2 separate regions of the Homo sapiens genome follow, and region 1 is linked to region 2. Evidence: chromatin loops called from intact Hi-C (ENCODE). Cell type or tissue: mammary epithelial cell. All regions are shown on one strand.

Region 1 (5,000 bases), 140 kb after region 2:
GCTGGTCTTGAACTCCTGACCTCAGGTGATCCACCCACGTTGGCCTCCCAAAGTGCTGGGAATACAGGTGTGAGCCACTGCACCCAGCCATGCCTGACAAATTTTAACAATATTTAAGTGTATAATTCAGTGGCATCATGTACACTCACAATGTTGTATAAACATCACTGCTGGACCAGGTGCGGTGGCTCACACCTGCAATCCCAGCACTTTGGGAGGCCGAGGTGGGCGTATGACAAAGTCAGGAGTTCGAGACAAGCCTGGCAAACATGGTGAAACCCTGTCTCTACTAAAAAATACAAAAATTAGCGGGGTGTGGTGGCGGGCGCCTGTAGTCCCAGCTACTTGGGAGGCTGAGGCAGGAGAATTGCTTGAACCGGGGAGGTGGAGGTTGCAGTGAGCCGAGATCGGCCACTGCACTCCAGCCTGGGCGACAGGGCGAGACTCCATCTCAAAAAACAAAACAAAACAAAACAAAAAAACACTGTTTGTCTGTAGATTTTTTCACCATCCCAGAAACTCTACCCATTAAATAACAACTCCCCATTTTTCCCTTGACTTAGTCCCTGTAAACTCTGTACTACTTTCTCTCTCTCTAATTTGGGCTATTGTAGGCAACGATATAAATGGACTCATACAATATTTGCCCTTTTGTGTCTGGCTACTTCCACTTGTAAATAACGCTGCAGCACTTCACAAGTGTTACAAGTGGTGCAGGTACCATTTATGCATTCACAATTCCTCCTTCCCATCCTTTATAACATTGCGGTTATTCAGTTCACTTATACATATGCTACAATTGCCTAATACATTGTTGCTATTAGAACTTTTATCAGTTATCTATTAGATTAATTAAATATAAGAAAAAGGATTTCATTTTACCTTCACTTATTCCTTCTTGGATCCCTCTCTGAAGAACTTCTTTTTAGCATTTCTTTTTTGTTGCTTTCTGGCCTGGTGTGGCCCTTAGGTATTTAATACTACAGTACTCTCCGAATTGTTTCTGCTTTAGTCAAGTCATGGAGCAGTGGAAACAAAATATAAAATATGTTCCAGTTCTCTGCTGTCACTCCAGAGATGACCACCAGATGGCGCCCGTTCCCACTTCCTAAGGCCTCTTGTCTTCCGCACTGTAGCCGAGACACGCACGCGGGGTACCTGCAATCCGCTGATGGCTGCCGACTGCAGGCTGGTAGTTGAGTTCGTCAGTCTCCCTCCAACCCTGCATGTGTTTAGGACTCTGTGTTTAGGACTCTGTGTTTAGGCGTCCCTTGTAGGAACCAGGGCGGCAGGCTTTCCTCGGGAGCCTGGACGCCTCAGGTCATCATATAGTGATGATGATGGGGGGCCCGCCGGTGAGAGGGATCAGAGGCTGGCGGCACACCCCTCTTAGCACTGGCAGCCATGCCATGCAGGGCCACCCCACTATCCTGCAGGGTCACACACGCACGTCCCTCTGGACCAGGGAAGCTACGCATATGGGTGCAGCTGGGGGTAATTACAGACTGTAGGAGTGGTGGGGTCTGTGGGAGCGCAAGCTCGTCTCGAAGGTATTCATATCCAAAATTGCTTAAGACGCTGTGCTGCTGGCCCGGCACGATGGCCGTAATCCCAGGATTTTGGGAGGCCTTGGCGGGAGGATCACCTGAAGTCAGGAGTTCGAGACCAGCCTGGCCAACGTGGTGAAACCCCGTCTCCACTAAAAATACAAAAATTAGCCAGGCGTGGTGGTGGGCGCCTGTAGCCCCAGCTATTCGACAGGTTGAGGCAGGGGAATCGCTTGAACCTGGGAGGCGGAGGTTGCAGTGAGCTGAGATCACGTTATTGCACTCCAGCCTGGGAGTGAGACCCCGTCTCAAAGAAAAACAAACAAACAAACGACAACAACAAAATGTGCTGGCCTCAAAACGCACATCTGTAAACTACTTACCACCTTTAAAAAGTCTGGCGCGGGATAAAGTCCAAACGCGTTAGCAAGGCCCTGGGGAGCTTCATAGCTCTTCCCACCCTCCTTTCCATCCTGTCTCCCGCCTCTCTCCAATGCACTTTATGCTGTGTCCAGACTGAACGTGCCACGCCCCTCCACGCCCTTTATCCAGGGCGTAAGCCCTTTGTCCGGAAGGCCCTTTCTCCCCGTCTTCATCTCATTCAAGATCCAGCTGACGTGTGGCCCGGACTCCCCGGTGAGCTGTGGGTACATCCCAGGCTAGCTGCTGCAGGACCGTCGCGCCGCTCAACTCCAAGGAGCACCGTTTGCTCTGGAATGTGTGAGAATGGCGCCCCCTGGTGGCCCGGGAGTTGTGCAACGCGGCTGGGCACGCAGCCAGCGCTCACTGCAACTTGTCACTCGGGTCACCCTTCTCCGAGGCCACCTCCACAGCTGGCCACCAGAAGGCACCCTTCACCTTTCCGGGGCCTCCGTATTCATAAGCGAATTGATGACTAGGGAACCGATTTATGCATGGTGGGTGGCGCTGTTGGGTCTCAAGCTTGCCTTTCTCTGCCTAGCCCCGGGACCTCCTGAACCCAGTAGAGGCCTACCTTGAGGTGTATTTCTGCCCCTCTCTCCCCCATAGCTGCTCCTGAATACTCCTCAGCCACAATTTCTTCCCAGGTGGACAATATGGGCTCAAGAAATTGCTCCCTGAGTCATCAGATCCTCTCATGATGCTTAAGCTTTAATACAACATCCCTGCATGCCCCACTTGCCTAGACCTGCCCTGGATCATCAGTCTGTGCCCTCTTGGCTTGGGGAGGCCAAGAATGGGGCCTGCCTGTGTGTGGGCCAGGCAGACAGCCTCCTAGAGAGGTGACTTAGAGGCTCTGGAAGGCTCCCTCGGCTCCCTAAACCTGTGGGCAGGTGGAGAGGACCCAGCGCTGAACATCTCCCAGAAGAGATGGGAACAGCTAGTGGCTGAAGGGACATGCATCATATTCTCAGTAGCGCCTTTAGAATTTCTAAAAAAGAAGAGGCTCAAAGGCAGCAATCTGGTTATGTTATGGGTGGAGGGTGTCCAGGTTCTTGGCAGTTTGAACAAAGGATTGGACAAAATGCACAAACAAAGCAAGGAAGGAATGAAGCAACAAAAGCAAAAATTTATTGAAAACGAGAGTACACTCCACAGGGTGCGAACAGACCAAGCATAGGATTTTCTGGGGTTTAAATACCCTCTAGAGGTTTCCCACTGGCGACTTGGTGTACACTCTAAGTAAAAGAAATAGTGGCCCACTATCAGTCTGATTGGTTGCAGAAATTAACCAATCAGAGGCTGAAGTGAAGTTACAAAGTAACTTACACCTTTGTAAGTGTCTGATTGGTTGTGGAAAGCAACCAATCAGAGGCTGAAGTGAAGTTACAAAGTTACACTCCTATGCAAATATCTGGTTGCAGAAATCAACCAATCAGAGATACTTTCAATTTTCCGTCGGCCCCACAGAAAAGGGGGGTGGGGTTTGCAAAGGGAGTAGCCTCCAGTCCTTTTGTTACTTAGGTGTGGAAAGTTGGGGTTTTCCTTTTGATTTAGTTCTAGAAAGTCAGCGTGAATCGGCCTTAGGTTCCCTGCCTCCAGACCCTATTTTTCTGCTTCAGTCAGGAGGGGGTGGTCTGGGGATGTGGGGGGCAACTATGGGTTTGCCTTGAAACTCTATATGCCTTGTAAGGATGAAGCGTTTGCAGCTTAATTAAAACAGAAACATTTCCAGAGATGCCTTTATTCATGTTTATATGAGGATATTATAAGTGCTTATTTTATTTAAGAGGTTGATGAAGATTATAGTGGGGAAAAGCATCCCTTGGTACAGTTCAGGTCCTGGTGACAGGTTTGTTCACGAGCAGTGTTGGTGGTAAGGAAACTCTGATGGGTTTTAGCATTTTAGTGGGCTAATCCAGGAAGGAATGGGCTGCACCGGGATTACGTGGGTTGACCCCAGGGGAAGAGAATGAGAGGAAGTGTCAAGACAAAGGGAGAGAGGTTTGGGAAACTCCCCAGGACTGGGAGGAGCCAGAAGCCTGCAGTTTCCTCAAGGACCTGAGACTCTCACCCACTCTCTGTGTTCAGGGAAGTAGCCTCCCCTGTAGGAGCACTGATGTGGTAGATATAGTTAATAGTGGGGTGCAGGACCAGATTGAATTTCTTTTTTTTTTTTTTTTTAGACAGGGTCTCACTCTATTGCCCAGGCCTGGAGTGCAGTGGCTTGATCTTGGCTCACTGTAACTCCTGCCTCCCAGGTTCAAGTGACTCCCCTGCCTCAGCCTCCTGAGTAGCTGGGATTGCAGGTGTGTGTTACCACACCCAGCTGCTTTTTTTTTTTTTTTTTTGAGACGGAGTCTCACTCTGTCGCCCAGAGTGCAGTGGTGCGATCTTGGCTTACCACAACCTCCACCTCCCAGGTTCAAGTGATTCTCCTGCCTCAGCCTCCCAAGTAGCTGAGACTACGGGCGCACACCACCATGCCTGGCTAATTTTTGTATTTTTAGTTGAAACGGGGTTTCACCATGTTGGCCAGGATGGTCTTGATCTCCTGACCTCGTGGTCCTCCCACCTCGGCCTCCCAAAGTGCTGGGATTACAGGCGTGAGCCACAGCGCCCGGCCTAGGAAATGAATTCTATACAGAATAATCAGAGTGGTTCCTGTGCCCTTTGGCTGCTTGTGCAGTTAAGCACATTTATCATGACTATTATAAATTATTTCCTTTTAATTATAGCCAAGTTAATCATACACAAAATTTTTTATAGCTTTTCTTTTTATGAACCTTATCATGATTTACACAGACAATTTACAACATGCTTGAACTTTTTGTTTTGTCATAAATTTCCCTCTTTCTTAAATAAACAGTCATTTTACTGTAGGACAAAAATTTACCACATAAGATTATTTCTCATACAAAATTATTCTCTTTTCTTCTTAATCTTTGTTACCAAAAATACATCTTTACATCTGTGACTCTCTTTACATCTCTTTCACCTATTTACTAGTTTCTTTTTACCTTCTTTCATAAA
Region 2 (5,000 bases):
CTTTAGTAAAAATACAAAAAATTAGCTGGGCGTGGTGGCACGCGCCTGTAGTCCCAACTACTCGGGAGGCTGAGGCAGAATTGCTTAAACCCGGGAGGCAGAGGTTGCAGTGAGTTGAGATCTTGCCACTGCACACCAGCCTGGGCAACAGAGAGAGACTCCATCTAAAAAAAAAAAAAGAAAAAGAAAAAAAGAAAGAAAGAAAGAAAATGAAAAGCTAAGCCACAGACTGGGAAAAATTATTTGCACAGTATATATGTGATAAGGACTTGTATCCAGAATATATAAAGAATTCAACCCTGACTGGTCACAGTGGCTCATACCTGTAATCCCAGTACTTCAGGAGTCTGAGGCAGGAGGATCACTTGAGTCCAGGAGTTTGAGACCAGCCTGGGCAACATAGTGAGACCTTGTTCATACAAAAAATGAACAAAATTAGGCCAGGCGCAGTGGCTCATGCCTGTAATCCCAGCACTTTGGGAGGCCAAGGCAGGTGGATAATTTGAGGCATCAAAGTTTTTAGCTGACTTGCTATGCTTCACGGCAGCAATACCAAATGATCCCCCGCAATGCTGTGAGCCCTAGGATTTATTTTCCTTTTTATGGTAGGAGGCCTAACCGGCACTGTACTAGCCAACTCATCATTAGACATTGTGTTATATGACAGATACTATGTTGTAGCCCACTTCCACTACGTCTTATTAATAGGAGCCATATTCACTATTATAGGGGGCTTTAGGAGTTCAAGACCAGCCTGGCAAACATGATGTAACCCTGTCTCTACTAAAAATACACAAAAAATTAGCCAGGCGTGGTGGTGCGCGCCTGTAGTCCCAGCTATTCAGGAGGCTGAGGTATGAGAATCGCTTGAACCTGGGAGAAGGAGGTTGCAGTGAGCTGAGATCGCCCCACTGCACTCCAGCCTGGGCGACAGAGCGAGACAGTGGTGTGTGCCTATAGTCCCATCTACTTGGGAGGCTGAGGTGGAAGGATATCTCCAGGCTGGGATGTCAAGGCTGCAGTGAGCTGAGTTCGTGCCACTGCACTCCAGTCTGGGCAACAGAGCGAGACCTTGTCTCAAGGGAAATAAAAAAAGAAATCAATTCAGTAACAAGGTAAACTGCCAACCCAATTAAAATATGTACAAAATAGACATTTCACCAAAGAGGATATACAAATAACTATAAGCACATGAAAGATGCTCAATATAGTCAATTTGGAAAAGCAAATTTAATCCACATTGAGAACCACTACACACCCATTCAAACTGCTATAATGAAAAGAACTGTTGAGATTAGGCCAACTACCAAGAATCTCTATTTCATATACATTTGGGAACTGAGGAAATGCCCACTGCTCAATGGACATATTCTGAGCTGGAGTTTAGCCAGAACTCCATTTATACCTAGTCGCTATATGCTCTTATTCCGTTTTTTTGTTTTTTGTTTTTTGTTTTTAGAGACAGCTTCTTGCTCTGTGGCCCAGGCTGGGCTGGAGTACCCTGACATGATCATAGGTCACTGCAGCCTTGAACTCCTGGGTTTAAGTGGTCCTCCCGCCTCGCCTCCTGAGTAGCTGGAACTGCGGGCGTGCACCACCACACCTGGCTAATTTTAAAATTTTTTGTAGAGATAGGTTCTTCCTATACTGCCCGGGCTGGTCTCCAACTCCTGGCCTCAAGTGATCCTCCCCTCTTAATCTCTCAAAGTGCTGAGATTATAGGTATGCGCCACTGTGCCCAGCCTGTATGTGCCTAATTCTAACAGGGGCCATGATTACACTTGGGATCTAAGGTTATTCATATCTACTATAAGTCTGTGTCTAATTGTCCTCAAGATGTTTAGTATTTTTTTTCCCCAGTGCTCAATTACCCAAGTAAATAGTCTTAGGTCCCTTTGAGGGAAGGCCTGAAGGAGTCATTACATGTTCAATTGCCACGTGTCGCAGGATTCTTCCTGCTGGAGTTGCAGGCGCTGCTTCAATCAGTGGGTTCTGGGTTCAAAAACTGACCCAGTGTAGAAACTGGGCAAAGGAGAGCGACTTTTTATTGGAGCAACTATCCTCAGCTTCATCATCACCCATCCTTGATTTCTTTTGATGGTTCAATTTGAATAGCACTCTGTTGGCTAATGCAAGTATTTCGCCGTTTGTTTATACCAAGTTCTATTAACCATCTCCAGAAGTGTCTTCTGAACTGACCGTTAGCGCCACTCCCACCGTGCTGCTCGCTACGATAATCGCGCCACCACTTGTCCTCCGTAGCTCTGGAGTCCTGGCCTGCCGGTTGCTAACTGGGCCACTTTACAGAGGCAGAAGCAAGCTCAGGGAGGGTAAACAGGAAGGGTAACTAATTTTCCTGGGATTACACAGTCGGTAAATAATGGAGGCAGCATCGACCCCAGGCAGTCTGGCCCCAGACACCACACTTTTACCCAATTCCCACAGCTGCCTGGAAAATAAATAGAAATCAAATAGATGTTAACAAGGACCTTTGGGAGTTGTCCGGCGTTTGGGCAACGGATTGCTTTTCTGTTTCATGTTAGTCCACCGCCCTCACGTGGCCCCGTCCTGAACTTCACCCTTGTTTGGTCCCAAACTGTAAAGACCCTCACGGTGCTGGGAAACACAGCCCTGCTGGCCTCGGACTGCAGGACAGAATCCTTACCCCTCCTGGGCCTCCGTTGTGTTCTTTCCAAAATGGGATAATGGTAGCAGGTTAATGGAAATAATTAAATAAAATAGTCCATCTAAATTCCTGGATCGAACGAAGGGTCCAATAAACATTAGCTGTGCTGTTGTAGTGCTCAGTGCCTCTCTCTCAAAAGCGGGTGGCAACAGACACCCTCACACCTTCGCTGTAATGAGAGCTCTGCAAAGCCAACTGCAAATATTAGGAATCAGTGTCCTCACGAGGCCAACCCCTTTCCAAGGCTGCTTGGAAAATGCTTTGCTAGACTAGCTTGGATCTTGCTGGCTTGACTCAGATCACAGTTGAGCAAATGTGCAGAAGAGGAAGAGATGAGGGAAGGCCTGGCTCAGTGTGCTCAGAGCTTCGATTTTGAGACTGTTCGGGAGGAAAAGTTCCTCACCAGACAGTGCTCTGCTACTCTTAAAGCTAGAAGGACAGAAAGATTTCTCCACAGTTGGGGTCATGGAAATGTGTATTTTCTCCAAACCTTTTTTTCACTGAACCAGTTGTTGGAGCCTTCCATTTGAGACCTTGTGATGCCTTCATGGACATTATTTCTGCTCATCCACACAGCCAGCAGGGACTTGTGCAGCAGGAGGGGCAGGCTCAGAGTTAAGCAGCTGCTCCAACGTCACACGGCTAGCCTGGGCCTGATCTGGAGCTTGTCCCAGATCTGGAGCTTCCCAGGTTTGGACCTGGGTCACTAGAGCAGAGCCTCCTTGCCTCTTCGTGGATATGGAGCCAATTCACTGTGGCCGATCACCAGCCTCACAGACTAAGGGGGCAGCCCTGCCCCTGCCTACGCCCCTACCACTGCTGAAGCCATCTCCTTGCCGACAAACACAAGCAGAAACTTCTCAGGATCTGCTGCCTCTTGTTCCAAGGATTAGGCGAGCTTCTGTCTTGAGGACAGAAGAGGCAGCTGGAAGATCAGGGTTGTGGTTGAAGAAGGCCTAGGTAAGGTGCCATGACTCAAATGTCCCTAATGGGTGAGGGCTTTCAACTTTTGGAAACTGCAGGGGCAATTTTGGAGACAATGTTTAACTATAGTGTAAAGACTGCCAGTTTAATTTCTAATCCTGAAGAAATGTATATGTGGTCACAGGCTAATATTTCTAAAAGTCATCGAGTGACTTTACGTGTCCTAGCCCCATATTTCCCCAAAGATGACTGTCTAAATGCCCCTAAGAGAGGCTTTGGAGTTCCTTGACTTCTCTGAATTGTTGTAGTAAAGATAAGGCAGAAATTTTGAAGAGATCAGAAAGAAAAACTTTAGAACAAATCTCGTCTTTTCTAGAACTGTCTTCATTTTAATTTACTGTCATATCAGATAACCTGCCAGATGGCTTTTACTGTGTCTGAATTGAGTCAGACCAGCTGGGATGGGATCCTGCCTCCAGCAGTGGTGGGCCCCAGGAACATTTATTTCATCTCAGCATCAAGCATTCCCAAAGCAGCAGGGGCTAACGGGGCCGTAGAGATTACCCCTGCAGCTGTGGGGCTGGCCAGCCACACTTCCATAGATTTGTCTGTAGGGAGACATTGAGCCACATGGATTTGGACAGGTTGTTACATACGCAGACAGCAAAAGCTAAATCAGCATGACATGTCGCTCCTTGTGTCCCTCGTCCCACAGGAGGACACAAGGCTGGAAGGTTGGGACACCAGATGGCATGGACAGTGGGTTGCCCTGCTGTGCAGCAGCCAGCTCTCAACTGCAACCGAGCACTCTACAGACTTAGCAGGCACCTGCAGACGTAACTTGTGGGAGTGGGGAGAGAGGAGGAAAGCGCTGCGCTCAACAGAAACTAGGAAGATCGATGAGAAATGGCCTTGCAGCAGTTCCAAAAGGGTGGGGAGGCAGGTGAGACCACTCACGGCAGCGATGCACAGGGCCACTTAACGCCCCTTGCTCCATGAGGAGTTGCAGGGTGTTCCACCAAGACGCAGGTCAGGTTGCCGTCGAGCCCGGTGGAGATGTGCAGGGTTGCTGGGCACCTGGCAGAGCTGGTCCCTGACACGCACTTTTATCATCAGTAAAATGGGGATGTTAAGAATACCTACCGCAGGTATGTTTGACTTTTTTTTTTTTTTTGAGATAAACTTTACATAAAATTCACCATTTTAACCATTTCGAAGTGTACAAATTAGTGGCTTTTCATATCTTCACAGAGTTATGCAACCGTCGCCATTATCTAATTCGAGAACCTCTTCAACACTCCAGAAAGAAACCCAGTGCACACGAGCTGCCACTCCCCACTCTCTCCTTGCCCAACCCCTGGCAACCACTAATCCACTTTCTGTGTCCATG

What was found. Hi-C counts contacts between places; a loop is a spot of excess contacts. Peaks named below come from ENCODE experiments on the same cell type or tissue, not always from the same donor. Only the 100,000 strongest peaks of a DNase experiment are listed, where the experiment ranks them.
Region 1: it touches region 2 in a loop (9-fold over the local background); 7 of 110 quality-filtered maps call a loop at or near these places.

Annotation. Positions count from the first base shown.
Region 1 is chr2:84,923,279-84,928,278 of GRCh38, reverse strand. No RefSeq gene overlaps it. Among named protein-coding and RNA genes, the nearest start is that of TMSB10, 20 kb to the right of the region's middle. RefSeq lists enhancers at 1,064-1,113, 1,754-1,803, 1,555-2,216, 3,151-3,200. In mammary epithelial cell, CTCF peaks have their summits at 1,084 (motif pointing right) and 2,314 (motif pointing left); DNase peaks (open chromatin) are centred at 1,088, 2,328, 2,658 and 3,998; H3K4me3 peaks cover 1,182 bases; H3K27ac peaks cover 4,125 bases.
Region 2 is chr2:85,064,541-85,069,540 of GRCh38, reverse strand. It overlaps LINC01964 (long intergenic non-protein coding RNA 1964), which reads left to right and starts at 2,194. Exons shown (of 2, transcript NR_146453.1): 1 at 2,194-4,758; 2 at 4,862-5,000. In mammary epithelial cell, a CTCF peak has its summit at 2,566 (motif pointing left); no DNase peak of the experiment used is centred here.